Regions from separate parts of the Homo sapiens genome. Here region 1 is linked to region 2. A link is an interaction called in ENCODE POLR2A ChIA-PET data of the cell type or tissue named here. Cell type or tissue: PC-3. All regions are shown on one strand. Links, peaks and the distances in the headings refer to the core of each region. The heading gives the core; the rest is flanking DNA.

Region 1 (16,036 bases), core at 7,215-12,214, 200 kb before region 2:
TGAGATCATGCCACTGCACTCCAGCCTGGGTGACAGAGCAAGACTTCGTCTCAAAACAAACAAACAAAAAACTGCTCTGATCTGGAAAAAATAAATTCAATCAAAGATCTCTTAACTGATGTAGTAAATTTGTGTTTATGGTCATATTCAGTACTTCCCCGGCCTCCCTCCTCTTCCCCTTTATGATTTGATTCCCGGATAGTTTGTTCATAATTTATCTACCATTTAGTTAAAAAGAGTTTTCATTTTTACTTTCATCTTTCTGGTGAATTGTGAAATTATAAGTTCCTGTCCCAGTTTACTTAGTGGATTTTCATCAGATTGGTCACCATCATCATGTAGAACCTAAAAGGTAGAGGGAAATTTCATTTTAGACTCATATGTTTACTTGTTAGTTTAGACTCATTTGTTTACTTGTTAGTTTTCCCTTGTTTTCCCACTCTTTGTCCCAATCCTTCACTTGTATTTATCAAAGCAAAGTTCAAAATTCCTTATTTGTATTTATCAGATCCCTTCATAGGTAGCATCACCAGATGTACTTGGGGTTTTGGCAATTTATTGATGGGACTCTTACCTGTCCCCATTATTGTTACTCACTCTTTGGTCTGTCACCATGGAGTTATATGTTGGAAGCAATTAGGAGAGTAAATGGCTTGTGATAGAACAGTAGGCTTCCTCATGCATGTTCCTGAGTCAGTGAAAATCCTCAGCTATAAAGTGAGGAGTCAATGCCTCCACCCTCCTTTACTTGCTGCTTAGGAGATGGGCAAGTAGGAAGGGCCATTTTATATTCAGATTATAAACCCATTCTTGACAAATCAGATGCTAAGAAATCAGGAATGCTGTTTTTCTGTACATCTCCTTAGTGGTGGCTTTTACCGAATTCAGCATTAATTGTGACAACATAGTTTTGGCTCTGATGAGAGGGCAGCAGTGAAATATAACCTACCTTTAGGCCGGTGCCTCCAGGCACAGAAAAGGGTAGGGAAAGGATAAGCTCACAGGGCTGCTGTGAGTAGCACGTGCGTGGACTGCTAAATACGTTGGGTCCTCCCCCAGGCCAAGGCAGCATCCACTCCTCCACGGTCTCTCTGGTCATGTGACCACTTGTCTGCCTCTCTCATCTTATCAGAACATCTACAGCTTTGTTCCACGGGATTCTTCACTAGGGATCTGATGGCATCCACGTGAGGAACCAGGAGCTTAATTTTGTCCGCCAGTCAATGGAATCCACAGCCGGCAGCCAAGCCAGTGGCCTAAACATAAATCACTGCCTGCGAATTTGAATACAGGAAAGTCTTGTTTGCTCTCTAGAGCCCAGCTTCAAGTCATCGGTACTGCCTTTGGTTCTGCCCACTGGGAAGAAGCCCCTCATTCTCCTCTCCAAGTATCCCCCCCAGGCAGGGTATAAGGGGACCGCCACCGCTGGAGGTTTTAGAAGTGAGGGAGGCAAAGCCACCCACAAAACCGGCGGCAGCTCAGAGTCCACCGTGCTTCTCCGGCACCGATGCCGGGAGCCTGCAGGGGGCGCCCTTGCCCAGGCTGGCCTCCGCAGTGCCGGAGGAGGGACCAACCTCCGTGGGGCTGAGCTTTTCGATCTCTGGAGTTCCTCTTCAGCACTGGAGCTAGCTTTTGTTTGAACGTGACCGATTCCTGTTATACAGCTTGGGACCCCGAAGTACTTGATGTCCCTTGTCTTAGCTTCCATAAGCAGCTGGTAACTGACATTCAAAGGGAGCATCCTCAGGACTAGAAGCCACAGGCTAAGTCCTTCCCCTCCCTCAGGAATTCCCAGAAGGCTCCGGTCATCAGCAGTTAAGGAGACACACTTCATATTCTGATTGGTGATATGGACCCAGAGGAAGGGCAGCAGGCACTGTGGTCTGCAAGGCTTCGGAGGCAGTGGCTGGTTCGGACCGCATGCAAATTCTGATGCCCTTCTAATAATCTAATACCCAGATGTGGATCCAAGATGCCCATTAATATCTATGCCTGCTTTTTAGTGGTAGGGGGCTTGAAAAACAAAAGCCTCTATCTGGTCCAGGGTGAATTCCTCTAGCGGGCAGAGGCAGAGCCAAACTGCATCTTGGAGGGCGCCTGAATTTTCTCATGATTGATGGCACATCCCTTTCAGTCAAAAAAATCAAGGGAAGACAGAGCTTCAAGCACAGTTGTTTCTGAATTACCCCTAATTAATTTGTCATCGTTGTACAGAATAACTTCAGTATCTGAATTAGGCCACCTATTAAAATCCTGCTTTATCAGATTATGGCACATTGCCGGAGAATGGATATTTCACTTTGAAGGGAATTGCTGGCCTCGCCAAATGAAGGCTAGCTAAAAGTAGGGTTGTCAGATTTAGAAAATACGAATAGAGGGCACCCAGTGAAATTTGGGTTTAAGAGACATAACAAATAATTTTTTATTTAAGTGTGTTCCAAGTATTGCATGGGATGTACTTATACTAAAAATCAATTTGTTCTTTTTCTGAAATTCAAATTTAAGTGGGCATCCTGTATTTTATCTGGCAACCCTAACTGTAAAAAGAGAATTCAAACAATTTAAAAGACCTTAGACCTTCGGTACCATTGTAGAGAGATAATCACCATTAAGAGTTTGGGGTGTGTCTTTCCTTTTTTTGTTTTGTTTTTGAGATGGAGTTTCACTCTTGTTGCCCATGCTGAAGTGCAATGGTGCGATCTCGGCTCACTGCAACCTCTGCCTCCTGGGTTCAAGCGATTCTCCTACCTCAGCCTCCCGAGTAGCTGGGATTACAGGCATGCGCAACCATGCCCAGCTAATTTTATATTTTTAGTAGAGACAGGGTTTCACCATGTTGGCCAGGCTGGTCTCGAACTCCTGACCTCAGGTGATCCACCTGCCTCGGCCTCCCAAAGTTCTGGGATTACAGGCGTGAGCCACTATGCCCGGCTTGGGTATGTCTTTCCATAAACTATTCATGAATATACACAAATATTTATGTATGTTCAAATCCTGGTTCCTCCAATTGCTAGCTGAGTGACCTTGGAAGAGTTAACTAATCTCTCTGGATCTTAGTTTCTTCATCTGTAAAATGGGCATAATAATAGTATCTGTCTCATAGAGTGTTAATGGGGGTTAAATGAGTCTGGCATTTAGAAGGCACTGAATGATTGTCTGTTATCAATAATTATTATCAATAATGATAACTAGGCCGAGCGCGGTGGCTCAAGCCTGTAATCCCAGCACTTTGGGAGGCCAAGGCAGACGGATCACTTGAGGTCAGGAGTTCAAGACTAGCTTGGCCAACATGGCGAGATCCCGTCTTGGAAGCTGCAGCATGAGAACCTCTTGAACCCAAGAAGCGGAGGTTGCAGTGAGCCAAGATCACACCACTACACTCCAGCCTGGGTAACAGAGTGAGACTCTGCCTCAAAACAACAACAAAACACAAACACACACACACACAACATACACACACAAATAATATCACTAATATATATCATGTCTTAAAAATTTGCAAATGGAGGCCTACTCTATGAATTGTTCTATACCTTGCTTTTTTCAACTTTTATCTTGTTTATTCTTTTTCACAGATACATATGATTTTTTTAAAAAATTTAGTTCCTATTGATGATCATTTAGGTTATTTTCAACACTTTTTTGCATGTACTGCTGTGTAAGTACCACGTGCGCTAACCGATTGCACCACTGGAGCTCCGATTTTCAACACATTTCTATCTGAATATTGCTGCAGTAAACACGCTTGTGGTGAAATGATTGTATGAAAGTGCTTCCTCTGTGTAGTCTGGACAATGAGCCAGCCAGGACTCAGAGCTCCCCCTCCCTCACTTTTTTCTAGTACCCAGGGCTGCAGTTTATCACTGTCAGCAGAGCCAGCACCTCCCTTACCCAGGTGCTGTCAGCTGGCATCTCCAGACAACAAGGCAAACAATGGCAAAGGGCTGAGACTAGGATGTTTAGATGCAAAATTTTAGAGGACACCAAAATCTCAGTAATTAAGATAAGTAATATTTTAACGCGCTATTTAAAAAAAATTGATATAAATACAAAATTAATGATGGACAAATAGCAAGCTTTTAAATAAAGACAGGATTAACAACTGTGCCATACAGAGTCCTGTTGGATTTTACATTAATTTGTATTTTAAAAAAATACTTCATTGAGTTGGGCATGGTGGCTCACACCTGTAATACCAGCACTTTGGGAGGCTGAGGTAGGAGGATCGCTTGAGGCCAGGAGTTTGAGACAAGCCTGGGCAACAAAGCAAGACACAGTTTCTACAAAAAATTAAAAATTAGCCAGGTGTAATGGCATGCATCCGTAGTCCCAGCTACTTGAGAGGCTAAGGCAGAAGGATCCCTTGAGTCCAAGAGTTTGAGGTTACAGTGAGCTGATTGTGCCACTGCACTCCAACCTGGGTGACAGAGCAAGACCTTATCTCAAAAACAAACACTCCCCCCCGCAAATCTTATTTCATTGAAATATAATATCTTGGTTACTGAGTTTTTTAGTGCCACTTTAAATTTTGCACCAGGGGCAAGTGCCTCATTTGCCTCTTTATAAGTCCTGGCTCTGGCTGGTACCGTATCTGGATGGCAAGCACAATGTCCAAGTTTGAGCACCATTGTTAAAGTGGTTCTAGCTGGGCATGGTGGCTCATGCCTATAATCCCAGCACTTTGGGAGGGCGAGGCAGGCAGATTGCCTGAGGCGAGGAGTTCCAGACCAGCCTGGCCAACATGGTAAAACCCCATCCTACTAAAAATACAAAAATTAGCACATTGTGGTGGCTCACACCTGTAATCCCAGCTACTCGGGAGGCTGAGGCACGAGAATTGGTTGAACCCAGGAGGCAGAGGTTGCAGTGAGCCAAGATCACACCATTGCACTCCAGCCTGGGCCACAGAGCGAGACTCTGTCTCAAAAATAAAATAAAATAAAATAAAATAAAGTGGTTCTTGTGCTTGCCTTGAAAGAAGGGAGCCCTTCAAAGAATGGGGTTCCTCCCATGAAACACAGCCCCATATTGCATATACAGTAAACTACTTGATTCCAGCATACCTGTCCAGTGGTTAATGGGCTGAAGGGAGTCATAGGCCTTCTCCTGTTGACCCTGATCTCGTAAAGCCTATTCTTCAATCCACACCACGTGTGTAACAGTGTTCAGGAATTTATTCCTGGGAGTCAATCCTGAAGGGATCTCTCTAACACGACAAACCTTGTATATATGCTTTCGTGAACATACAAATATATATCTGTAGCATAAGTTTCGATAAGCGAAATTCTGGTCCAAATGATATGTGCATTACAAGTTCGGATAAATATAGCCAATTTCCTCTCCTAAGATAATATATCCATTTACACTCCCACTAAAAGTATGTGAGTATGACTGTTTCTCCATATTCTTGACAATATTGAAAATTGTGGCACTTTTTAATCTTTGCTCATCTTACAGATGAAATAGTATTTCATTTTTGTTTTAATTATTATTTCTTAATTCTGAGCAAGGTTAAGCAACTTTTATCTTCCTATGTATTTATAAAGCAATAAATAGCATGCTCTTCTATGAGTAAATTCCCTAGTCTCATTTTTCAAAGTCAACTGTTGGTCTTTTTCTTACCGATTTGCTAATGCTCTTTAGATAAGTTTTTTTTTAATAACTCTCTGGCTATTATATATGTGGTGGATATTATCCCTGATTTGTTTATCTTTTGACTTTTTAATGATTTTTTCCCCTGAAGAAATGCTTTACATTTTTACATTGTCAAAGTTATCAATATTTTCCTTTTTGATACTAAATGTTATATTTCATATAGAGAGATCTTTCTTACAAGTTTATATGCTGTTTACCTTCTAGTACCTTTATGGATTTATTTCCTCTATTTAAATTCATCTGGGATTTTTGTGTGTGTGTGAATAAAGAGTAAGAAATACTTTTTTCCCCCTGAAATGACTAGCCAACATGATTTGTTGATAACCTCTGGGCCGGGCACGGTGGCTCACGCCTGTAATCCCAGCACTTTGGGAGGCCGAGGCGGGCGGATCACGAGGTCAGCAGATCGAGACCATCCTGGCTAACACGGTGAAACCCCGTCTCTACTAAAAATACAAAAAATTAGCCGGGCGTGGTGGCGGGCGCCTGTAGTCCCAGCTACTCGGGAGGCTGAGGCAGGAGAATGGCGTGAACCCGGGAGGCAGAGCTTGCAGTGAGCCGAGATTGCGCCACTGCACTCCAGCCTGGGCGACAGAGCAAGACTCCGTCTCAAAAAAAAAAAAAAAAAAGACAAAAAGAAAACCTCTGCTTTTTCCCACTGATTTGAAGTGCCGCTCATATCACACTTTAAATCCTCATTTGTATATGGGACTTTTCCTGAATTCTTTAATCTGTTACAATTGTCTATATTTCTGAACCAGCACCAAATTGTTACAAATAAGGTAGATTTTTAATGCATTTTAGTATTTAGTATTTGTTTTCCCTGGAGTTAATAATTGTCACTTTTTTCCTCCATTTCCTCAGTTGTTTTTTCTTAATGTCATTATCATTCATTCAACCTCAAACTCTTTTTTTTTTTTTTGAGACGGAGTCTTGCTCTGTCGCCCAGGCTGGAGTGCAGTGGCACAATCTCGGCTCGGCTCACTGCAAGCTCCGCCTCTCAGGTTCACGCCATTCTCCTGCCTCAGCCTCCCGAGTAGCTGGGACTACAGGCGCCTGCCACCACGCCCGGCTATTTTTTTGTATTATTTTAGTAGAGACGGGGTTTCATCGTGTTATCGAGGATGGTCTCGATCTCCTGACCTCGTGATCCGCCTGCCTCGGCCTCCCAAAGTGCTGGGATTACAGGCGTGAGCCACTGCACCCGGCCTCAACCTCAAACTCTTACCTAGCTTATATATCTCTTTGCGAGATTGATTATTTTCTCAACGTTATCTCCCTGAAAAAAAAAATCTGGGCTTGCCGCTCTCCATGATGGGTGCACATTTTGTATCCCTTTGTCTTCTGTCATGGTCTCCTGGGATTCCCTTAGCCTGTGATAGAGCTCCAGTTTCCTGGACATTCTGTCTTCCTTGTTTTGTTTTCTTTACTGTCATGTTTGGATAAAACATACCCTTCAATAGCTTCATAAGGAAGGGTGCATGGGGGGTAAATTTTCTCACATCTAAAATATTTTTATTTTGCTCTCATACTTGAAAAATGGCTGGACATGGTTTCTCTAGATTGAAAATCATTTTACTCTAGAATTTTGAAGGCATTGCTTTTTTGCTTTCCAGCTTCCTGTTGAGAAGTCAGAAGCCATTTTTGTCCCTGATCTTTTATATGGGTCCTTTGGCTTTCTCTCCAGAAATGTGGAAGATATTTTTCTTCGTCCCCATTGTGAAATCTGCATGATGTACCTTAGTATAGGTCTATTTTAATTCTTTGTGCTGGACACTTTTAATTTGGAAACTCATACTATACATTTCTGGGCAATTCCCTTGAACTATTTCTTTAACGGTTTCCTTTCTTTCATGTTCACTGTTTATTCTTTCTGGGACTCCTACTATTTGGGTCATGTTCCACCTGAACTAGCCTTCTAATTTTCTTATCTTTTCATTCCTATTTTCTACCTCTTTGTGTTTGAACTCTACATACTTAGAGATTTCCTCAACATCATCTTCCAAACTTTCTGTATATTAAAAATAATCTCTGCTATCATGTCATTAATTTGCAACGGCCCTCTCTCATTCTTTTCCCTGTGAATATTTTTTTCTTTGTAGCACTCTATACTTAGTTTATGGATATGATATTACAATTGCTTTTAACTTTTCTAAGGATATTGTGATAGTTAATTTGATGTGTCAACTTGACTGGGCCCATAGGGTACCCAGATATTTGGTTAAACATTATTCTGGGTTATCTGCAGGCAGGGTGACAAGGGGGTTTCTGGATGAGATTAACATTTGAATCAGTAGACTGAGTAAAACAAATTGCCTTCACCAACGTGAGCAAGCCTGATTCAATCTGTGGTATTCAATTTGAATAGAACAAAAAGGCTGAGCAAGAGGGAATTTGCTTTCTCTACCTTATGGTGTTTGACCTGGGACATTGGGCTTCTGTCTTTGGACATGGACTGGAACTTACATCATCAGCCTACTGGTTCTCAGGCTTTTAGACTGCAGATTTGTGGACTTCTTAGCCTCCATATTCGTGTGAGCCAATTCCTTATAATAATCTCCCCTTTATATATCTACATCTATTATTTATTTATTTATTTATTGCTACTAGCAGGATCAACCAGATAAATATCTATCTGTCTATCTATCTATCCATCCATCCATCCATTTACCTTATTGTTCCTGTTTCTCTGGAGAATCCTAATATTCATATTAATGATAAGATTTGTTTTGTTTTAGTTTTCTTCTCCTTGTGTAATTGCATAATTCATTTTCTCCAAGTTTCTTTTTTCTATTTGTACATTTTAGTTTCTAGTGATCCATGTTAGAAGTTTTCCTCAGATGCCTCAGGTGATCCTTGGTAGTTTGCTCCTATTTAAGCTGATTGGAAACTTTGACAATGCAAGGAAGGATTTATAGGGTGTTCTGGCTGGATGGTTTCATTGGAGGAATGCTTGAGGTCTATACGTTTATGTCTTTACTTGTCAGCTGATCAGATTCCCCAGATGTGTCCTTTCCCATCTCTGTCTGGAAGGGTGCAAGCCAGGCTGCCAATGTTATAGGAGCAGAGGCGGAAGAAGGCAAGAGTTTCTGCCTCTAGTGCTTACACCTAATCCTGTTTTCTCTCCCTTTCTTTCTTTCTTTCTTTCTTTCTTTCTTTCTTTCTTTCTTTCTTTCTTTCTTTCTTTCTTTCTTTCTTCTTTCTTTCCTTCTTTCTTTCTCTTTCTTTCCTTCCTTCCTTCCTTTCTTTCTTTCTTTCTTTCCTTCCTTCCTTCCTTCCTTCCTTCCTTCCTTCCTTCCTTCCTTTCTCTCTCTTTCTCTCTTTCTCCTTCCTTCCTTCCTTCCCTCCTTCCTTTTTTGAAATGGAGTCTCGCTTTATCGCCCAGGCTGGAGTGCAGTGGTGCGATCTCAGCTCACTGCAACCTCTGCCTCCCGGGTTCAAGTGATTCTCCTGCCTCAGCCTCCTAAGTAGCTGGGATTATAGGTGTGCACCACCACGCCCGGCTAGTTTTTTGTATTTTTAGTAGACATGGAGTTTCACCATGTTGGTCAGGCTGGTCTTGAACTCCTGACCTTGTGATCTGCCTGCCCTGGCCTCCCAAAGTGCTGGGATTACAGGCATGAGCCACTGCACCCGGCATCCTGTTTTCTGTGTAGTGTCAAGTGTGCCTAGTGTCCTCCAGACCAGACATCTACCTCACCCTCACCCCCAGTTTACCCTTTTTAGGCAATAAACCACCAATCTGTTGCTGTGGGGAGACAGGGAGTTGGGGGGGCATCTAAGGCTCTAATTGCTTTTATTTATTTATTTATTAACTAGAGAGAGAGAGTTGTGCTCTATCGCCCAGGCTGGAGTGCAGTGTCACAATCATAACCCACTGTAACCTTGAACTCCTGGGCTCAAGCAATTCTTCTACCTCCACCTCCTGAGTAGCTAGGACTACAGGTGTGCGCTATTTTTATTTATTTATTTATTTTTGGTAGAGACAAGTTCCCACTATGTTGCCCAGGCTGGTCTTGAATTACTGGCCTCAAGTGATCCTTCCACCTCAGCCTCCCAGAGTGCTGCGATTACAGGTGTGAGCCACTATGCCAGGCCTCTAATTGCTTCTTAAGTGGTATTTCCATCAGTTCTCTGTTTTATCTCTCTTTCATTTCCAAAGATAAATGGTTCCATCCATTCCTGAGCCTTTTGGGAGATTCTGTCGTGTAAATTGATTTGATTTCTATCTTTCTCCACTGCCACCTTAGGATTCTGTTTTCTTAGGTCTGAGTCATTTACTTATAGCATAGCTATTCATTTGTATATTTATTTTGCAATTAGATACTGAAGTGCATTTGCTTACTCTTAAGTTTTCAAAGTACACAGTACTATAACAACTGCAAATAATGAAAATTTTCCTTCCCTTACTAACTTTTATACCTTAATATTTATTTTAATATTTATTTTCCTTCTAAAATACTATTGGCTTATACCTTCACTACAATGTGAAATAGTAGTAGTGATACGGGCATCCTTGTCTTTTTCCTGGATTTGCTGGGATTCTTTTAGTATTTCACCATTAAGCATGCTGCTGGTTTGGATCTGATTGCATACATTTATTTATTGTGTTAAGGAAATATCTCTCTTTTTTATTAAAAGGTTTGTGTCAGAAATGAATGTATAATTTTTCCAAATACCTTTTGGTCCCCTACAGATTTTTTTTTTTTTTGAGATGGAGTCTTGATCTGTTGTCCAGGCTGGAGTGCAGTGGCACGATCTCGGCTCACTGCAACCTCTACCTCCCAGGTTCAAACAATTCTCCTGCCTCAGCCTCCCGAGTAGCTGGGGTTACAGGTGCCTGCCACCACGCCCAGCTAATTTTTGTATTTTTAGTAGAGGCGGGGTTTCACCATATTGGCCAGGAGGAACTCCCGACCTCAGGTGGTCCACCCACCTTGGCCTCCCAAAGTGCTGGGATTACAGGTGTGAGCCACTGCGCCTGGCCTCCCCTACAGATTTTTAAAATCCATATTCATGAGAGAAATTTGCCTGCATTTTTTCTATTCAATGCTGTATTTTTTAGGTTTTAGTATCAGTGTCATATTGCTTTTGTAAAAAAATAATCTAAAAGCTTGCTTTCTCTCTTATACTTTGGAACAGTTTAACAGCATTGGAACTATCTGGTGAGTAATTTAAAAAATTAGTGTCCAGTACCTGAACAGACTGACCCTCTACCCTCCTTCAAATCAAATAATAGTTTATAGGGTGATGCCTACTTGTAAGTCAGCTCCGCAAGCTGTGGTCTCAGCAACTACAGAGGTAATATTAAATGAAAGACACAAAATTTACTTTCTCGAAGCTTCAGGCAGCCGGAAAAGGAGGAGAAGGGAAAGGAAAAGGAAGAGGAGGAAGTTAATTGTGTTGTTTGGACAAGAATGTAGTTCAACAGACTGTTTTTCTTCAGCCAACAACAAGACAAGCCTGATAAAAAAAGGACGAAGTAAAAGGAATTTCTGCTACTCCTTTCTCCAAAGCTCTCAGACTTGGCCTCACGATTCTGTAGTCTCCTCAAGAGTCCTGTAGAAGATTTCCCAGAGGAGATAGGTAAGGCTGTCTCTGGGCCACTGGAACAAGGTCTGGGGTTGCTGCTTGCTGACAAACAGCAAAGTGCTGTGTTGGTTTAGTGATTTGCTGATCCCTTTTCTTTGATGAAGATGGTGTTTGATTCATTGCATCAGCTTGATTTGGCTAACTCAAGACCTGGCTTTTCACAGTTTATCTACTACCTGGGGAAACACTGAGGTGGAAGGTTCTAGAAAAAGTTCAGTGTATTATAAATGAGAGACTTCTGATTATGTCTGCAAGTGGAAGTTGCTGCTGCCCAAGGCTTGATTTCACCATCAGACAGTGGCCAAATGGGATGACTCTTACAATTCTCCAAGTGTACAGTGAAATGGGGAGGTTTCGAAGATGCCTTCATATTTTAGATGGGCTTGGAGCTTAGACCACTTCCATATTCCCTTTTAACTGTCATAATTGATGAGGGAGTCAGTATAGCTCAAGTGACCAAGAGCATAGACTCTGGATTAGACAGATCTAGTGTGGATCCCATTTCTGCTCTAATTAGCTCCATCAAATTAATGAACCTCCCTGAGCCTCAGCTTATCTGGAAAATGAGGACAGTCATCGAACTTACCTCACTCAGAAGGCTGATGTGAAGATGAAGTGAGATATTGGGTAAAAGGCTCCTGACAGGATGTCAGGCCCATAAGTGAGGACCTATAAGTGATTGTTATTGTTGGTGTTACTATTATTCTATATGTCTTCTGGGACTGATGCTTCTGTCACTAAATAAGTGAATAAAGCTCCTGCTCATGGAGAGAGGCTGTTAAGGGTCAGGCCTGTCTGGGAGTTCGATAGCAGCTGGGGACTTGCCTAAACCGATCCACCCCATGGTTAGCAGGAAGATGCTGATCCCTTAGTCTCCTGTTCTCACTTCCACATCTTTTGTCTTAGGGGAAGTGGTAGGAACTTCTTGGATGTGCAAGCTCTGTCCTCTGAAAGTAGACCAGGGTCTTTATTCTGGTTGTGAGTGGAGAGTGAACTCCAAGTCAGAAAATCTTGTTACTTCTGATTAGTCATCAACAGAGCAAGGCCCCCTCGGGGGACTCACCTGCTCCCTGCACCATCGAACGTGCTCTGAGTATCACACCACCTCTCAACATCTTCTCCTGGACAACCCTGTGCTGCTCAGCTGCTCCTGCCCTCTGACACTAGCCTCCAGTTGGGTTCTCTCTCTGACTGGAATAGCCTGGACTGGTTGTGGATAAAGAAGTTTGCCCCCTCCTTCTCCCTCATTTTGCCCTCTTTGCAATGTCTTTCCTCTCTCTTCCTACCCCAGGGACCCCCTAGTCTTCACTTCCTTCAGTTACCCTGTGTTTTCCCATCCTCTTCCACACTTCTTCCCATTGCAATCACATTTTAAATCCTTTATTCAAAAGTTTAATAAATGAATCTAATTACTTAAAGTATGTGCTAAGCTCTCTTGCTTGTAGTAAATGGCTTTCTTTGGTTTATCTCAAATAATTCTCTTCCTCCAGTGGGAGGGTAGGTTACATAATTATTGTGAAGAACCCACATGGTAATTGGGGGAATCAGGGCACTGCCGGCACCAGAGTGGCTGCCCAGCTGGGCCTCATTGCAGCTACAGCATGGCTGGGGAACCAGAAGTGGGGCCCAGGATACAGAGCTCTGGGGACAGTAACGTGTCCCCCTCTCAGCAGGAGATTGTCTACCTTTTGACATGACTGTGACACAGCCTCCTTCTGCCTCTGATTCTCACACTTTTGCCACTACCAGCTCACCTCTAACCCTTCTTTTCTTTGCCTCATGGCTTCTGTTCTCTACAAGCTTCTACTTATCAAGAGTTCTGGTTCTCAATGGCTTCTATGACCTCATGGCACTGCCTCTTCTTTGGTGGACAGGAGTTTTTACAGTGGAGCCCCTCACGGGCTGCTGCTGGCTGGGCCACTCATTGGCTGACCCTGCATTGGTTTTCCACCCCTGATCCATTCGCCAGTGGACACAGAAGACCCATGGCTCTGGGCTGGGTGTGGTGGCTCACACCTGTAATCCCAGCACTTTGGGAGGCCAAGGTGGGCAGATCACCTGAGGTCGGGAGTTCAAGACCAGCCTGGCCAACATGGTGAAACCCTGTCTCTACTAAAAATAAGAAAAATTTGCCAGGCCTGGTGGCTTGTGCTCCCAGTTACTGTAGTCCCAGCTACTTGGGAGGCTGAGGCAGAAGAATCGCATGAACCCAGGAGGCGGAGGTTGCAGTGAGCCAAGATTGCACCACTGCATTCCAACCTGGGCGACAAGAGTGAAACACTGTTTCAAAAAAAAAAAGAAAGAAAGAAAGAAGAAGACACGTGGCTCTGAACTTGCTCCTCAGCACAGGGACTGTTTGTGTACCCAGCACTCTGAGCTTGGCTTTATCCAGGAAACACCATGATCTTCCTATAAGAATTTCAGTGATTCCCTATCTAGATGATTGGCAGAACCTCATGGGTAAATTTTTAAAAATACAGATTTCTAGGAGACACTTATCTGTAAAATGATTACAGTGATAACACCTACCTCACAGGATTGGTGTGGCTGATTTTTTTTTCTCTTTTTTTTTTCCAAAAAAATAATTCTTTTTGCTATGTTTGTAATGCCAAATGTTTGGAAATCTAAGTTCCCCCAAATGGGAACTTAATAGATCAGTGGTTCTCAAGGTCTGAGAAGAGGAAAGAAGGATAGTGTATCAGAATTACTCGGGGACCCCCATACTTGACCTCTGCAACCAGAATGGAGGGGGGTGCTGAAATTCCCAGACTCTATACCAGCTGCAAACCCCATCTCCACATCACTGCACTAAGTAACTTACAGTATGTCTTTAAAATAGAATCTCGTGTAGCCAATCAAATTGGTTTTGCAGAAGTCCATTTTGTTTAACATGCAAAGAAGGTCATGATGGATCATTGAATTAAAAAAGCACGTTGTAAAACAGGACTATGATTGGATCTAATTTTTAGGGGAAAAAAGTATGTACATCTATGTATACCTAAGGGCCTGGAATAGTAAAAGTATGGTTGGCAGACCTGCTACCCCAGCATTACCAGGGAGCTTGATAGAAATGTAGCATCTGGAGCCCCACTCCAGACCACTGACTGAGAATCTGCATTTTGACAAGATCTCCACGTGATTGGTGTGCACATTAAAGTGTGAGGCTCACTGCTCTAGAACACTGGTTCTTGTCTTGGGTGCTCATTAGAATTCACCTGGGGAGCATGGAAAAAATAATCCTCATGCCCAGGTGGTACCCAGATCAATTTAATCCTAGTGTCTGTGGGTAAAGACTGGCACCATATAGCTTTAAACTCCCAGAGATCTTGATGAGCAGCCAGGATGAAAACAGCTGCTGTGAGGATATATCCTAGGTGTTAGACTGATTGTCCTGCAGATGGTGAGAATCTGGTGGTTCTTCTTTCTGCTTTTCTATATTTTCTGATTTTTGTCTAAGAAGCACATGTAGTTTTTGTAATGAGAAAGAAATTATTTTTAATTTAAAACCCTTAATTAATGCAAGGCTCATCCAAGGTTTAGACAGAAGCCTCAAAATGAGGAAGACGTTTTAGAGGAGGATTTGTAACAGAAAGAGAAAGGAAGGCCAGACATGGTGGCTCAAGCCTGTAATCCCAGCACTTTGGGAGGCCAAGGTGGGCTGATTTCTTGAGGCCAGGAGTTCGAGACCAGCCTGGGCAACATGGCGAAACCTCATCTCTACAAAAATTAGCCGGGTGTGGTGGCACATGCCTGTAGTCCCAGCTACTCGTGGAGCTGAGGTGGGAGGATCACTTGAGCCTGGGAGGCAGAGGCTGCAGTGAGCTGAGATCGTGCCACTCCAGGTTGGGCGACAGAGCCAGACCTTACCTCAGGAAAAAAAAAAAAAAAAGGAAGGGAACAAAAGGCAACACGGGCTAAAATGGTTGAAAGACACCATTTCAGAGGAAAATTAGGAGTCACTCCTCACTCCACCTAACACCTGATCTGGTATATCCCTGACCTGGTACATCTCCTCCACTTGAGAAAGAAGGAACTGAGCATTGCTGAGAGTGTACTAATTACCCAGCAGTGTAATAGGTGTTTCTTCCTTTTTTTTTTTTTTTGAGACAGAGTCTCTGTCGTCCAGGCTGGAGTGCATTGACTCAATCTTGGCTCATTGCAACCTCTGCCTCTGTCGGGTTCAAGTGATTCTCCTGCCTCCCCCTCCTGAGTAACTGGGACTACAAGCGCTCACCACCATGCCCAACTAATTTTTGTATTTTTAGTAGAGATGGGGTTTCACCATGTTGGCTAGGCTGGTCTCGATCTCCTAACCTCAAATTATCTGCCCGCCTTGGCCTCCCAAAGTGCTGGGATTATAAGTGTGAGCCACTGCACCTGGCCTATAATAGGTGTTTCATGGATCCTTATGAACTGTGAGTGTAAAATACACACCAGATATCAAAAAGACTTACTATAAAAAAGAAACATAAAATAGTTCATAATGCTTCATATTAAATACACATTGAAACATATTGTTTTGGATATATTTGGGTTAAATTAAATATATTGTTAAAATGTATTTCACTCGTCTCTTTATCTTTTTAAATTTGACTACTAGAAAATTTAAAATTTCATCTGTAGCTCACATTTGTGGTTCATACTTTATTTCTAGATGGTCAGTGGCAACTAGAGTAGCAGACACATGGGGATTACTTACGCTGGTTGTTCATTTTTTTTTGGACCCCTCCTAAGAGCAGAGAAAGAGGTGAGAGAGGAAGTAACTTCTCCCAAGCCTGTCTGATTGAGG
Region 2 (16,036 bases), core at 3,701-8,700:
CTGAGTCCTAGGCCTGTGTAAACCTCATTCTGTTATTTCTCTCAGCATTGCCGGTCTGTGAGTGAAGAAGCTGCACCAGCCTGCTGTTGGGAAGGTGGGTAAGCTGTCACTGGGCCTCACCTCTTGCTCGGGTCCTCTGTAACCAATGTATGCTTCTCCCGTGTGTGTGTATGTGTGTGTGTGCACATGCACAAATGTGTTTGCTTTCCAATGTAATTGCTTTACAAACTTACAGGAATAGTACATAGTGTTTGTAAAACATTTAGAAAGAAGTTAAAATTGTCTTTGCTCCTGCCTTTTGGAAAGAACCACAATGAACATTTTCATGTGTAGCTTTCTAGACATTTTTTTCTGTCCACTCACACATGCTCAGACACAGTAATGCATTTACAGAGATGAAATCATTATATATAGAATTTAGAGGCAGGCCTGCCTTCTTTTGCCTAACAATATATTATGGACATTTTCTCCATGATAATATAGGTTCACTTGCTCACTCATTCAGCAAATACCACATGCTTACCACGTGTCCAGCACTGTCCTGGGTGCTGAAGATATAGCAATGAACAAAACAGAGAAGATTCCCTGCCCTCATGGAACCTGTAATCTAGTTGGGCTAGACATGCAGTAACAAATAAGTACAATATGTAGAAGGTTAGAAGGTAATAAGTGCTGTGGGAAAAAAATAAGACAAAGAAGGTGGGTAGGGTGCATTTTGCAGTTTTCATCCAGGTGGTCAGGTGAAGTGGCAGCCTTTGAGCAAGCATCTGGTGGGGGGCTGTGACATTTAGCAAGCAGCATGTCCTGCCAAGGTGACTGCTTGGGTTGATCTGCAGTTGGGGCTGGAGGAGATATCCTAGCAGAGTCTTAGTAGCACTGGGCAGGAACCGCCCAGATGCCTTGTGGTAGAAAAGATGGCCCGGGCTTGAGCACTCAAGCATTTTCCTGTGTTAGTTGTTAACAGTAATGATCACCACCATTTATATACCATATTACAGTTTCCAAAGCAGCTTTTTACCTATCCTCCTGACCTCGTTGCTTACTAGCTACACGGTTTTGGGTAAATAACTCATCTTCTCTGGGCCTCAGTTTCCTCATTTACAAAATAATAGGATTTTTGTACAGCTGAAATGAGTTAATGGAAGTGATATGCATAGAGCAGTGCTGGTCAGAGCTCAGAAAGTTCAGCTGTTATTATGACTGCCTTTCCGTTACTACTGGCACCTGACCTGCGAAGAGGACATTCTGCTCAGTTTAGAGATGAGGAAGCTGAGGCTTGGGGAGTTTAACAGCACTAGTTAACAAGTTTGGAACAATAGTGGGGGCATGGAGCAGGGTCTCCAGTCTGGCCTTGAGACTCCAAGCAGTTCGGTCCTTGGGAGCACCTGCCTTTCTCCAGGTGAACGCAGCTCCTTCTCCTTCAGGTGGGATGCCCAGGAAGCGTTGGCCTCCAATTCCATGCAGTGCCTTCCTGCCTGCTCTGTCGGCCTGGGGCCAAGGGATGGTTGGGGCAGGAATAAGGAAGGATATGGCTGAAGCTTCCACAGGCAAGAACTGAGGCTCAGCAGCTCTGCTGGCCTCCCCACGCGGTCAGTTATGCGTCAGTCCGTCTTCCTCCCCCTACCCTCTTAGCACTGTAGGTGCCAGCTTATAAAGATCCTGCTTACAGGCTCAGAGAAGAACAAGACAATTTGTGACTTTTCTAGTTTTACATTTCTGACTTTGAGAAATACCCCTATCCTCATGTCTGTAGTAGATTGTTGAAAAACAGCACCACCACAAACACATACAACCAAACCCCATACCTGTTATCACTTGCCTCCTTCCAGAAGTTCTCTTGGCTGCAGCCTCACAGCTCACTCAGGCTTGTGCACATACGCTCTGTCCTTAGGATAACACACTTCAAAGGACCTGTGGCCTGAAGGGGGTTGGGAGGACCAGTGTCTAGAGTCAGTTCTCCTCCGAGGTCAGCAGGCTCCCCCTACAACCTCATAGAGCAGCGCGACACCAGGTATACCTTTTGTGTAGTTCTCTGAAATGGATCTCAGAGTGCATGTCACCGTGGAAACCATCTTATAAATGGTGGCTACATAGAGTTAAAATAACACTGTTAGTTTTATGCGGCAGGTACATTATGAGTTCAGAAGGCTTTTGTGGGCTGACCTGGGAGTCTAACCCTCATTTTAAATATGGTTTCTTGTGGCTACATGCTATCAGCATTTTAAAGAAATTACTTTTAAGCAAACCTTTAGAGCGAGTTGTTTGTAACTGGGAAATTGGCAGTCTATAATTTATATTATGTTTTCTTACCATCTTGTGGGTTTCTCATATCCCAGGACTCTCCAGATGGAGTGTAAGCTCCTGGGAGGCCCAGTGACAGATGGATGGAGTTGTGGCTCAACAGTAACAGGCTCAGAAATGGCATCAGGGTGTTGATATGAGTCAATGTGAGGTGGGGCAGCCAGATACTATAGCAGAGCATAGAATCCACCAGGAACAAGGTGACTGGTGTGGGAGCCATGTGTGAGTACCTGGCCCCAGAGAGGCCTTGGATGGGTCATTAGATTAGGATGGCATGCCAACTTTAAACCAAATCATGTGAGTAACAGTTGGAGAAATTGGGCCTAGAAAAGAGAAGACTTGGGAGCAATTTAATAACTGTGCTTCGTCACTTGAGGGGCCACCATGTGGTTTCCAAAAAAGAGACTGACGAGAGAGACATGTTAGTAACTTCAAGGAAAGAGTTTTACAGCCAAGACTGTTGAAGACAGGAAGAACTGCTTTATGAGACAGTGAGTCCCCATCATTAGAGGTATGCAAGGAGAGCTGGCTAGCCACTTGTGGATAACACTGTAGAAGGGATTTAAGCACTGTATGGATGATTAGGCTAGACTTTGACAGCATTTTCTTTTCTTTTCTTTTCTTTTTTTTTGAGCCTGGAGCTTCTGTGATTCTCAGGCATAGTTAGAAAATAGATTTAATTTCCCAGGCCTCCTGTTCAGGGTGATTAATAGTGGCTGCCTGGAACAGAGGTGAGAAGGATGTGGGACTCTTGGGTCTACTAGCAATGTCTGCCATGAGTAGGGGCTGGAGTTGCAGGATACCCACTATTTGCCATCTCCTTTACAGTGGAGATTGTCCAGTGGTGACCTTTGACCCCAGGTCAAGCCAAAGTATAGGGTGACCAACCACCCTAGTTTGCCTAGGGCTGAGGGAGTTCCTGGGACATGGTCTTTCAACTTTAAAACCAAGACAATCCCAGGAAAGCTAGGATGAACTGAATGCCCTAAGCGGAAGGGACAGTCATCAGCAACTGCGTGTTGGGCTTTCATTTCTGCTCAGGACAGTGGGAATCTTTACCTCCTCAGAGCACTGGCATGGGCCTCTGCCCTCAGGGGGAGCCCAGTAGACACATGCAGAATAAATGAGTTGGATGCAGTTCCTGGAAAATGGTTGCAGTATCCTTGCAATTAATTAATTTGTTTAATTAAGTAAAATGATTTCACTAATTATATGTACAGGAGATTGCACATTTCATTAAGCCGAGCAGATGGCTCTACTAATAATTACCAAAGCCTGGGATTGTGGGAGGGGAATGTCTATGTATGACTTGATATTGAACATTCATTATGCCATCCTTCTTACAAAGGAAGTTGAGACTCCTACCCCATCACATCCAACATGAACTGATGAAGAAATGTTTAGTGTTCTTGTAGTAGTGCCAGTGGATTATGGTAACTTGCCCTTTGGGACTGCTGGTCATTTTTTTTCGTGAAACAACTGGCAAGTAAAGGCTGTGGGCTCCATGGCTTTGGAAGAGGGAGCCATGCTAGGGGTAGACCTGGGGCCTTGGCATCATTCAGACCTTTGCTAACCCACTGAATTGTGATAGTAGGCCAAGTCTCCCAGAAAAAGAACAGGCACCCATCTCTGAGGTAAACATACCTTCCTGGGTTGCATTGTCCAAAACCTTGCTCTACGCCTGCTCCCTCCTGTTCCCGGGGCCTTAGACTCCGGGGCAGACCCATGAACAGATCCTCGGCAGAATGAAAATCCTTAGCAGACATACACACAGACCACCCAGTGCCTGTACTTTGGTGTGATTCAGCTGTCACAGAGTTGAATGTGATTCTTGAGTGTTTTCACTATGGTGATAAGAATGATGCTCATTGATATTTGGCCAGTACTGAGGATCTTGTTTGGGCCAGAAACTTCTTACAGTTATTTGTAATCCTTGAAACACCCTTGCAGGGCAGGTATTAATCTACAGATGAGATGGCCGAGGCTTGGAAGAGTTAAGTAATATGCTTAACATCACACAGAGCGGGGTTCAAACCTAGAGCTTTCTGTCTGTCAGTCCTCTTGTTTCTTCCACTCCTTGCTCCGCTGGTAAGTGATTTGAGGTCATGAAAACCCTGCACCCAAATCTGGAAGGATGTGGGGGGAATCCAGGCTGTGTTCTCCACTGTACACGGGGGACTGTTTTGGAACCCAGGAAGAAATGATGGGCCCTTGGCCCCTTAGAACTGGCAGGGTCCTTGGAGTAACTAGTTCTAAACAATTTCCCAGCACCCATAGGCATGAAGATCACCCCTTAAAATCCAATCAGCTAGGGGTGTTATGGAGGAAGGAGAAACTTCCTCCATCAGAGAAAGTTCTAGAAAGAAATTGATCATTTCAGAAGAATCCTCTGAGAATGTTAATTTACTGCGATCTGAGAAGAGTTTTCTTTTTTGCCGCTGGGTGCGGTGGCACACGTCTGTAGTCGCAGCTACTCAGGAGGCTGAGGTGGGAGGATCGCTTGAGCCTAGGAGTTCAAAGTTGCAGTGAGTTATGATTGCACCACTGCACTCCAGCCTGAGTGACAGAGCAAGACTCTGTCTCAAAATAAATAAATAAAATAAATTGAGGAGTTTTCTTTTTTGCCCATATTTATCACTCAGGAAAGGTGACCTTTCTGAAGCTTCTTATGTGGTGTGTGAAGAAGAAACAAAGCTAATACGGGGGGAAAATGCTACTTTTAAAAGAATAAATAGATTAATCTATGGGCTGATAAGTAGACGTTGAACATGGCAGCAATATTCATGTTTTGACAAATTGCACATTGCCACCAGAAAGAACCCTCAACCGTCTGTGAATGGGCCTGGTGAACCCTCATCCCTCTCTCTGCCTGCCCTCCCTCCAAGGTAGTCTTGGGGGTACTTAACACATCCCTTAAAGCTGTCACTCCACACTCCTTATGAGCTAGAGCAGTAATGGGGTGGTGTGTCTGAGTCACAAAAAAAATGTGAATCATTCTTGAAATGAGGGAGCCCTGAAAATATGAGTAATTTCTGTAGCAGGTACAGGTAAGAAATGGTTGTTTGGTTGTGACTGGCAACTGCTATGCAATTTCTGATTTTGACTTGATTGCTGTTGTTTTGAGGATAGGACAAGACTTAGCCCTGGGGTGGGTGCAGGGTGGAAAGACGTGGTGCCATTTGGACACAGTTCTTGCCTTTGAGCACTTCATACCCTAAAAGAGGTCAAGACATGTTGATGGTCGCAGAAAACATGTTGGTTTGAATATGTATTAAGTAGTAAACTGAAAGATAGAAATCTTATTCAGCATTAAAATAGACTTTTCTTAATCACGTATCTGATTAAATTCTGGTGGCTCCAGGGCTCAGCCACAGGTAGTGTCCAGATTCTCTCAGTCTACCTGGGAAAGAGCACTGGGCTAATTCATACATTGTGTTTCTGTTTACACATCTGTTCTCAGGAGAGCTACTTGTTCAGGGCCTGTTGTCTTTGTTGATCTGTCAGTCTGCATGGGTTTGGCTGAGGCTTGATACCTGCTATGAAATTCAAGGTTTGTTAAATAGAAACATAAACACACTTGTGAAATATCCTTATGTGCTTTTATTAGCTCAGAAAAGTAATCCAAGAAGTAAAGAAACAACATAATAGAATTTGCTTATTGTTTTTTGCAGCTTTGGGTACAATTCGTAGCTATTGAGTTTCCTGGGTTCAGAAGTAGTTGCTGCCTGAGGACTGATTGGACATTAAGACTTGATGTTTCAAAAGTGGGTTGGTTTTCCGACCCTGCTATTATATTGTGAGTTGGGGACGGAGGAGATGAATAGGAAAAGATGAAGGAAAAAAGGAGCAGAGGGTGGTACAAAAACTGATGGAAACAGTAAATAGGCAAGGAGGTGAAGCAGATGGAAGGAGAGACGTGGAGGACAGGAAAGACCATAGGCATGCTTTTGGCTGTAAGTAGCAGAAAAACAAAGGAATGGTGATGGAGAAACACATTTTCTCATAAACCAGAAGTTTGGATAGAGGCAGTGGTTATCTGGTATTGACCTGCAGTTCAGCAGTGACCTCAAGGATAGATAAGAGTTTTCAGTCTTTCCGCTTTGCCCTTCTTCGTGTTTTGGCTTTTCGGCCGAGTGCTGCTGCTTTCGTCAGTCCTGGCAGTAGCATGTGTTCACCCCTAGTTGCAAGAAAGGCTGGGAAAAAGATGATTTAGCTTTTCCAGCCTCTCTAGTGGAGGTGGGCAGGAGAGGTTAGGGATTACTGGTGGGTTAGTCAGCCAACTGTCTGGCACAGACCAATTGTGAAAAAAATATAAAGATAAACAAATATACATTGAGTCACCACCACAAAAAGCTCACGTTCCTGAGAAGTTCCTGAGTGTGGGCAGTGCAGAGAGTCCCATGTGGGAACCCTGGTATTATGGTGCGGAAGGACCTCTGGTAGGTCCCATTCTAGCCACATGGTTGATTACTACCAAGATCTGGATGCAGGATGGCAGGCTGGGTGCAGGGAGAGCCGTCATAAATCCTGAAGGACTCCTAGGAATGGTGTGTGAGGAAGGGAGGTGGCAGAGGGAGCACCACGTGAGTCTACCTTTGATCTGGTTTCCAGCTCATAATTCTCAGAAGTAACACTGCTGCTTTCCAGAGGTGAACAGGAGAGTGCTTGTTAATTTCTTTAAAAATTCCATTCTAATGAGCATATGCATTTAATTTAGTACTCACTTTCTGGCAGTAGTTCTTAGAGCCTGACACTTCTTTAGCACCATTTTGAATTTCATACCTCTGTGCACATGCGTGTGTGCGGGCGTGCATCCCCCTACCCACGTCCCGTGACCCAGGTCTCCTTTTCTTCTCTCTGCCTCAGAAGAATCCCAGTCTTGTTCAGAAGACCGGTTGCCCATTTCCCTACCCCCAAGTTTCTTCCTTCCCTCTCTCCTGTGCCTGAGCCATATGGTGACCCTCCTTTCCCCATGGTGCCCAGCAGAGGCCAGCTCTGACACGTGGCTAGTGCTGCTTTTGGTCGTTTGGTATTGTTTTGGGTCCTGCCACTTCCTCACAGCAGTGAGCCAGGTGCCTTTGATCAGAAAAATGTAAGCCAGCTGATTTCAATGTAACTCCTCTGGAGCAGGACTTCCTAGACCTTCACGTGCCCACAATCACCTGGGGGCTCTTGTTAAAATCCAGACTCTGTTTCAGGAGGTCCAGGGTAGGGCCTGAGACTCCGCATCCCTAACATGCACCTAGGTGCTGCTGCTGCTGTTGCTGGTCCAGGTAGCAAGGGTCTCAACCCTCAACCCTGGGGATCTTTTAATAAATATCAATGTTTGGACCTTATCCTAGATCAGTTGCCTCAGAATCTCTGGTTGATGGGGCCTGGGCATCAGCCTGTGAAAGCTCATCGGGAGGTTTTCATATGCCAAGGTTGAGAACCATTGATCTGCGGCTTTCCCACCTCCATGCCTTTGCTTATGCTATCCCTCCTGCTTAAGCTCCTCCCCTGCTTCCCCATTAGAAGGCTGTGTGTCCTTCAAGGCTCTGCTCAGAGGCCATGTCTCCTTGAAGCCATCTTGATGCCCACTGTTGATATCACTTCCCCTCCACTGAGCTCTCACATTACGCGTGCCTGTCTGTGGCTCATTTTGCCTCCGGATAGTGGTTTGAGCGTGGCTGCCTCTCCCAGTAGACTTGGTGGGCCTTGAGGATGGGGATCACACCTGCTCATCTGCAGGCGGGGACTCAATAAATAGGAGCAGAGCAGATTGTTCCTGAACCCAGAGAAAAACCGCAGGGGCCTCAGACCTGCTCCAGCTAACCTCCTTGAGGATCAGGAGCGGTATTAGAACTTGAGCCTGGCTTTTCCAAGAGTAAAAGACCAAGTGGAAAAAGATGCTTCAGCTGTTGAAGAAGATGAAGGGTATTACAGTTCCTGCTCCCTGGCCCTCGGGCTGCACACAGCTGGTCCAGCCCCACTCTGAGAGGGGTCTTCTGGCCCCTACCCATTGTCCTTCCCTGACCAGCTGCCTCCCTGCTGGGTCTTGGGCAGCGTCCAGGGTATGTCCAACTCCTTCATGCTCCCACTGCCACCAAGGAGCTCAGGGTGCCCATGGACATGCCTCAGTGACCAGAGTCTCTCTGCATCTTCCTGCCTCCTTTCTTCCCACCCCATTCCAAATGCCCACTCTTCTGCACGCACCCCCTGCCCCCCGCAGCTCCTATCATGAGCTGCTCTCTCTGGCGCTTGCTAGAGCCAAGGCTCCATAGAGCCGGAGCCACGATCATGCCATCCTCCGCCGCAGCCCCAGTGCCCTCACACAGCCTACACATGGCAGGAGCTTAATAAATACGAGCTGAACAAACACTAAGCAGCAGCCATGAGACAGGCCTGTGAGGCTTCACCAAGCTCCCTGATGTGTTAGTGGCAGAGCTAGAATTTGACCCAAGGCTGCTGACTCTCCAGTCCCGGGTGCTGTGAGTTTTCCCTGAGCCACCGTTTCCTTACTTAGTTCATGCTCCTCCGCCAAGTTGGGAGGTGAACGGTCTGATAGGATGAATCTACATTTGCTGGTTAAGTTCTGTGAAGGGCTTAGAGTGGGGAAAGAGGGATGATCCCTCTCTTGGGACAAATAATCTCTTAAGATTATTTAAGCAGGGGATGATAGCTTGTTTACTCCGGTGCATCTTCAGTAGGTGAAATAAGGCAGTCTGCAGAAGACATACCTCCTGACCAAGGTTGGGAGGTAGAAATGGGCATTTATGGCTCCTGACTCTATGATGATCTCAGAGGCTGTAAAGGTGGAGCAGCAAGGAGCTCCTCCAGGGAACCTCTCAAGACCCAGGGGATGAGGCATGATGGTCGGGGATGGTGGTGCATGGCAGGTTAGTGGGGCAGTGCAGAAAGGACAAGAAAGAAGAACAGGTGCTCCTGGATCCTGCTTCTTTCTTCATTCATCATCAACTTCCCTCTCATGTGTTCTTCCATTCATTCATCCATTCATTCCGCATTCACTCATTTCATAAATGTTTATTGCATTCTGACCCTGCTAGTCCCTGGGGATACTGCAGCACAAAACAGGCCTTCGTGGGGATTAGGCCTGCGCTGTCCCATGTGGTAGCCACATGTGGCTATTTAAATTTAAACTCACTACAGTGAAATACAACTTGAAATTCAGTTTCTCAGTCACACCAGCTAGACTGCAAGTGCTCAACAGCGGCTAGTGGCTACCAAGTTGAACAGCACAAATGTAAAATATCCCCATCGTTGTGGAAAGTTCTGCTGGTCAGCACTGGCTTAGAGTCTTGCCAGGGAGAGAAGTGTTTATTACATAAACAGGCAAGTAAATAATGTCAAGCCATGGGAAGCAACAGGAAGATGGAGTAGAGGAAACTATGTCAGCACGCAATGGAAGCTAGACTTTGTTTTGGGGAGTCAGAGAATGTGCCCCTGAGGAAGGGATGATTGAGCTAGAGTTGGACCAGGTGCTGACCAGGTTGGCAGGACAGTTGAAGAGGAGGGCAGAAGAGAGAGAATCCCAAAGTTAATGCACATGAATAAGTGCCTAGACTTGGTGCATCAGTGGCATTCAGTCAATGGCACGCCCCATCCGCACTCATGTTGACTAATCCAGAACCATGTGGAAGCACAGGCCCTGGCTAACCCTGCCAAGCACAGACACTAGATCCAATTGGCCTGGGTTCAAAACCAGCTTCTTAAATCTTTAGTGCCTCAGTTTCCTCCTCTGTAAAATGGGCATTGAAATATGTCCATGCCAGAATTGTCTTGTGGCGTTACTAAATGAGTTGATACATGTAAGGCACCTGGGAGTGCCTGGTGCACTGTGAGTACTAGTAAGTGTGGTTGGCTGCTGCTGTTACTGTTGCTGTGCCCCTGCCTTGTCAGCAGAGGGGATGCCCTACCTCGAGCTATTGGTAAAATTAAGGAATACCTCATGCTATCCCCCAGCATCTGGGAGCAAGGCTTTCAGGCTCTTGGCTCTCACTGCCAGGTGAGCCAAAAGTTCTGGCTTGCTGGTATCCCCTTCCCACTCTGCCCAGTTCCTTTTTCTCTGTTTTACTCTCCATAGCTGATCTCATAAATACTTAGTTTTGCTGTGTAGAAGGCACAGCACTTGAAGCCACTTCTGTGGCCTGTGTGCCACGTAGCCTGATAATGATCCAGCAAGATCATTTCTAGGGCTAATATGCCGATTCATGTTGTTATGGATGTTAGGACTCTAGAGATGGAAGGGACCATCTGGGCCAATTCCCATCACCTCACCAAAGATGAAGCTCAGTGAGCCAGGAGGGACCATCAGGCTGGAACCCCAGTGCTGATTCCTGTCCCCGATGCCTCACTCAAGCACACGTGGGGCTCCTTGGTGCTCTGCCGCTCACTCAGAGCTTTGAAACATCAGAGGGAGCATCTTCCCTTCCCTGTTTCACCTTTGTGGTTCCTGGGCCTGTGGCTGTGACCTCCCTTGCCTGGGTGGAGCCTTGGAGTTTAATTCTCTTACCCATGAGGGAGTTGGGGCCATAAGCAGAGCCATGCCATGTTCCACTCAGCCCCTCTCACAGGTCCACCCTGTTCCCTGCTCAGAACCAGCTATTTTCATCACAGAGTAACCAGTCTAAGGGACAGGCCTAGATAGAGGATTTGCTGTGTAGAATTAGTCCCAGAGACACTTTTTTTGCTAACCAAATCAAAATATCACCACGACTTGCCCTATACAAGCAATTCTTTCTTGTAATGAGATTTGATCAATGACATTGGCCTGTGTAATACTGTTAGGTAATACAATTGTTGAGACTATTAGAGTTGGGACTTCAGTTGCTTTACAACTTTGGAACAGGGTAGTAATGGTGGAAGTTGTTGCAGAGCCTGAGATGTCAGTTGTTCTGGAAGGAGGAGTGTCTCAGTGGCTGCTACAGGCAGATCTCCTGGGGTTCCTGTCTTAAGCTTTCCATAACCCTGACACAACTCAGCTACCTTCAGATCACTGGGTGCCAGGTCCCACTTGCCTTCCCAAAGTTTTCTTTGTTTTATTTTTAGATTTCTATATTTGTCCCATGAGGGTGGCTTATGTATAAGCTACACAAAAACACACACACACATATATATATTCATGTGTATGTGCATGTGTATATGTACATATACATATACATATATGTGTACATACGTGTGTGTGTGTGTGTGTGTGTGTGTGTAGTGTATGTGTGTGGTCTTTTTTTTCCTAGTGGCCTCAGCTGAAAGCTCACCTAGGACTACCAGTCTAAGAGAAAAAATATCTTTGCTGCATCCTTGAAATTTTCCATTTCTTGATGACCAGAAGGTGGTCGGATGTGGCCGTTGGGATTCGTCACTGCCCTGGGCCTCAGTGTCTTTGTATCCGTTGGTGGAGTCTGTGGGGCAATTTCCTCTTCAAGTTAAGTAAGCACTCGAGGGGCCCATGTGGCCCTCGGAGGCTCCTGTATTTTCCTCCCATGGAGGCTGAAGTTAGTCATGGGGCCCCTTTTGGATCTTACAGTTATTTTCCACCCCTGTGCCTGTTGGAATGGGGGGCAGTCCCTTTACCTACCAGTGGTGGGAACCTTGCATCCTTGTCCAGAGACCAGAGGTCAGTTCTCAGGCCAAGCCCAAGCCTTTCTCCAGCTGCGCAGGGTGCAGGGCAGCCTCTGACTGATGCGGCCACCGCAGATTTGTGTCAGGTGCAGTGAGCAGCCACAGGGAAGAGGTCCAGTGAGTCAGGTGCCTGATAGGACAACGTTCCGGGTCCTTTGGATAACAAAGGGAAACATCCCCTGGGATGTCCGACTCATGTCTCATGAAGAGGCTTGTAACTTACTCTTTCAAGTAAGCTCTTAAGCATTGAGAACAGTTGTGAGCGCCCTAAAACATCATTTGACCCAAGCTCTCCAATTTATTTGAAATCCCAGAAAAGCGAAAGTGATTCATATGAAATGAGCTTCTGAAAATTGAGATACATTTTCATTTGCTGATTATTTTAATCAGGAAGCATCTCAGTTAACACCAACCAGCAAACGATCCATCTCTATTAAGGAACAAGACCTTAACCGATGAATGTGTGCTTTTGCACTGAGCTATTGAATGCTGGCTCATTCTGCTGACTCACACACTCAACTTCCCTATTAACCTCCAACCCATCACTTAGTAGGCTCTTCTTACGGGTAAAGATTGGTTCTTTTACCTTCCAACAGTCCCTGGAATAGTATGGGAGCTCCCTATATAATTTTTTGGGAAAATGACCCATAAAAGTAGGCCAGTTTCCTCTCCTTTCCTCTCAGCTCAGAAGGGCATGGCATTTTTGTTCTGTAGAAGACCCTCCTCCGTAGAAGACCCTCCTCATACCCAGCTGGAAACATTGGCCCTTCGTCACCTTGATCTTAATGGCCAGAATGCAGACTGCTGGAATTCTTAGAAAAAGTAAGCACAATGACAGGAAAATACTGACTGTCCCAAAGAAACCAGTGGAAGAAGTCTTCTTTAAATAGGCCCTAAGTAACCGTGAGGGCCCTTTGAGCACATTTACAGAGGTGAAGGTTACAGTGGTGGGAAGAGAGGTCCTATTATAGAAAAGGAGCAAGGGCTATCTCCTTCCTTTAGAGGGGACCATCCCTTCCATCAAGGAATAGAGACTGCTGCCCAAGGAAGCTGCTCTCCAGCCCCAGCCATGGGAGGCTGCTCTCCCTTTCATTGTTGCTTGCACCCCAGGGAGGTGAGTTGGCATTGCCCCCAGCTTCACCTCCGAGAGAGCCTTGACTGTCCAAGGAAACCTTGTAATAGCTAGTCTGTTTTCTGAGTTGTTTTCTGTCTATAGGGATCTAAGGAAATGTTGGAGTGGGCACCGCGTTCTTGGGCTTGGCCCCGCCTGCTACACCTCACCTTGTCTCTCTCAGGGCCTCTTGTTTGCAAGGCTGTCATGGCTGGTTTAGAATGTTTCCCCGCTGGGCGCGGTGGCACACGCCTGTAATACCAGCACTTTGGGAGGCCGAGGTGGGCGGATCACCTGAGGTCAGCAGTTTGAGACCAGCCTGGCCAACATGGCGAAACCCTGTCTCTACTAAAAATACAAAAAGTACCCAGGTGTGGTGGCACATACCTGTAATCTCAGCTACTCAGGAGGCTGAGGCAGGGGAATCGTTTGAACCCAGAAGGCAGAGGTTGCAGTGAGCCAAGATCACACCACCGTACTGTAGCCTGGGCGACAGAGTAAGACTCCATCTCAAAAAGAAAAAAAGAATATTTCCTGATTTTTCAGGGCAAGAATGGCCAGTGACACATATTTTACAAACTCCTCATTCCTAACTCTTTGGGGCAGAGCTCAAGGGAAAGGGAGGCTGGGGGTGGAAGGGCCAGCCACATGGCCCGCGTGGGCCTGGGGTATGTGTGCCCCTGGCAGCGCTGCTAGGCCAGCTTCACCTGGAACTCAGTGGCATGGAATGTCAGAGCTAGAAGGAACAGCACCCAGCACCCAGCCCTGTGGCTCACAGGGTGCCCTCCCCTGGCTAATTAGTGTCTGATTCTGCCCCAGCTGCTGAATCCCAGCCTCTTCCCCGCTTAGGGATCTGCAGCACCCAGTGGCCCTTCATTCTGCGGGATCTATACCTCTGACCCCTCTGACTTAGTGGTTATCCGGTGGGCGATCCCCAGGGAACGGGCTGGTACTTGGGGTGACCTAGTTGCCAGTCAGTTAATCCCGAGCAGGAACCTCCACTCGCACATCTGCAAAGTGCAGGCAGGTGGAGGGAGGGAGAGTCTCTGCAGGTCTTAGTCTCCTGCCTTCTGACTTTCAGTTAGTCCCATCTCTAGCCTCATCTCAGTCCCCACCCTGCACTCCCCTGGCTTCCTTGCTGCTTCTCTCACTCTCTGGACTTCACCAAGCAGATCACATTCTTCTTATGCACATCCTTCTCTGTGAGTGTCCTGTCCTGCTGCCTCAGTTACCACTCCCATCCATTTGTGGTCTCCCTATAATTTGTTGCTAATTGCCTCTTTCCTGTAAACCGTCATTTTAGTGGAATCTGAGAAGGGAAAGGAGATAAAGACATGCTTTCAATCTACCGTCTTTGAATCAGAAGTCCTACAGCATATTTTGGAGGAGCTTTGTCGAATTCCATTCTATGCCTGTGCCTTCTATTTACCCAGTCTCGTGTTTTGCACACTTAGATTGTTCCTCCCTACAGCTTCCCCGTTAAAAAAAACATCTGGTCGGGTGCAGTGGCTCACACCTGTAATCCCAGCACTTTGGGAGGTCGAGGCGGGTGGATCTCTTGAGCCCAGGAGTTAGAGACCAGCCTGGCCAACATGGTGAAACCCCATTTCTACTAAAAATACAAAAATAAATAAATAAATTAGCTGGGCACCATGGCATGCACCTGCAGTCCCAGCTACTCAGGAGGCTGAGGTGGGAGGATCACTTGAGCCCAGGATGTTGAGACTGCAGTAAGCCAAGATTATGCCACTGCACTCCAGCCTAGGCAAAGAATGAGACTCTGTCTCAAAAAAATAAAAAATACAACAATGTTTGCATGAGTATCCTTGCAGCTAAATCTTTAGGCATATTCCTACAGGTGAATTTCTGTAAGAATTTCTGGGTCAAAGGATATGCAAAACTTTAAGATGTTTCTGGTGCATATTGCTAAAATTCTCTTTATAAATATGATAACTAATTTGCATTCCCATTAGCAATAAATGTGTCCACTTCTTTACACCTTTGTCAGTACTGAATATCTTTGAACCTATGTTTTTGTGTATATAACATGAATATTCTGTAGACTTGACTCCAGGGTCAGAGGGCATGCATGTTGAAATTTTGATAGATACTGGTGAGTTTACTAGCTTTTTCCCCCTAGCCAGTGTATTGGCATACATGTTTCCTCCACATTCTTGCCAACACTGCAGTATGATTTTAAATTCTTTTCCAATTTGACAGGCTATTTTAATCTGCATTTTACTGATGTCTCCTGAGGTTGACTATTTCTTGTGTGTTCATGCCATTTGTGTTTCTTCTCTTGTGGCTTGCCTATAACCCATTTTTTTGCTCGTGTGGTTATTTTCTTATTGATTTCAAAGCTGTCTTTATATATTAAGGATATTAATATGCAGAGGGAAATTAATTTTTTCGTTTTGTTGACATTGAATTTATTTACCCCTTTTTGTTTGTTCATACATAGAATCAATACTTTTTTTTTCCCCCAAGACAGAGTCTTGCTCTGTCGCCCAGGCTGGAGAGCAGTGGTACAATCTCGGCTCACTGCAAGGTCTGCCTCCCGGGTTCATGCCATTCTCCTGCCTCAGCCTCCGGAGTAGCTGGGATTACAGGCGCCCCCACCACGCCCGGCTAATTTTTTGCATTTTTAGTAGAGATGGGGTTTCACCATGTTGGCTAGGCTGGTCTCAAACTCCTGACCTCATGATCCGCCCACCTCAGCCTCCCAAAGTGCTGGGATTACAGCCGTGAGCCACCGTGCCCAGCCAAATCAGTACATTTTCAACGGTAAAATGTCTCGGTCTTTTTCCTGTGTAGTGTGCCTCCAGAATGACCTGTTCCCGAACTTCCTTTATATCTATATATTCGCTGGACCTGAGGGATGGGCTGGCTGCAAATGCATCTGTGACTGAGTTCCAGGTTGTGATCCTCAGTTCCTTCAGAAGACAGTGGACAATTCTTCTGGGGGTTGCTTAGGCACGGTGGCAGCTGGAGGGTGGGAGGTTGGTC

Evidence for each region. Peaks named below come from ENCODE experiments on the same cell type or tissue, not always from the same donor. Only the 100,000 strongest peaks of a DNase experiment are listed, where the experiment ranks them.
Region 1: POLR2A ChIA-PET joins it to region 2 with 8 read pairs; 2 of 35 experiments call an interaction of 5 or more read pairs at or near these places.

What each region holds. Positions count from the first base shown.
Region 1 is chr6:42,533,253-42,549,288 of GRCh38, reverse strand. LOC124901317 (a long non-coding RNA gene) reads right to left here and starts at 2,264. Exons shown (of 2, transcript XR_007059578.1): 1 at 950-2,264; 2 at 117-345. RefSeq lists an enhancer at 1,217-1,396. In PC-3, for the core only: no CTCF peak of the experiment used is centred there; no DNase peak of the experiment used is centred there.
Region 2 is chr6:42,329,467-42,345,502 of GRCh38, reverse strand. The region is part of intron 3 of TRERF1 (transcriptional regulating factor 1); the gene reads left to right. Among named protein-coding and RNA genes, the nearest start is that of TRERF1, 110 kb to the left of the region's middle. In PC-3, for the core only: no CTCF peak of the experiment used is centred there; DNase peaks (open chromatin) are centred at 5,292 and 6,602; H3K4me3 peaks cover 403 bases; H3K27ac peaks cover 3,704 bases.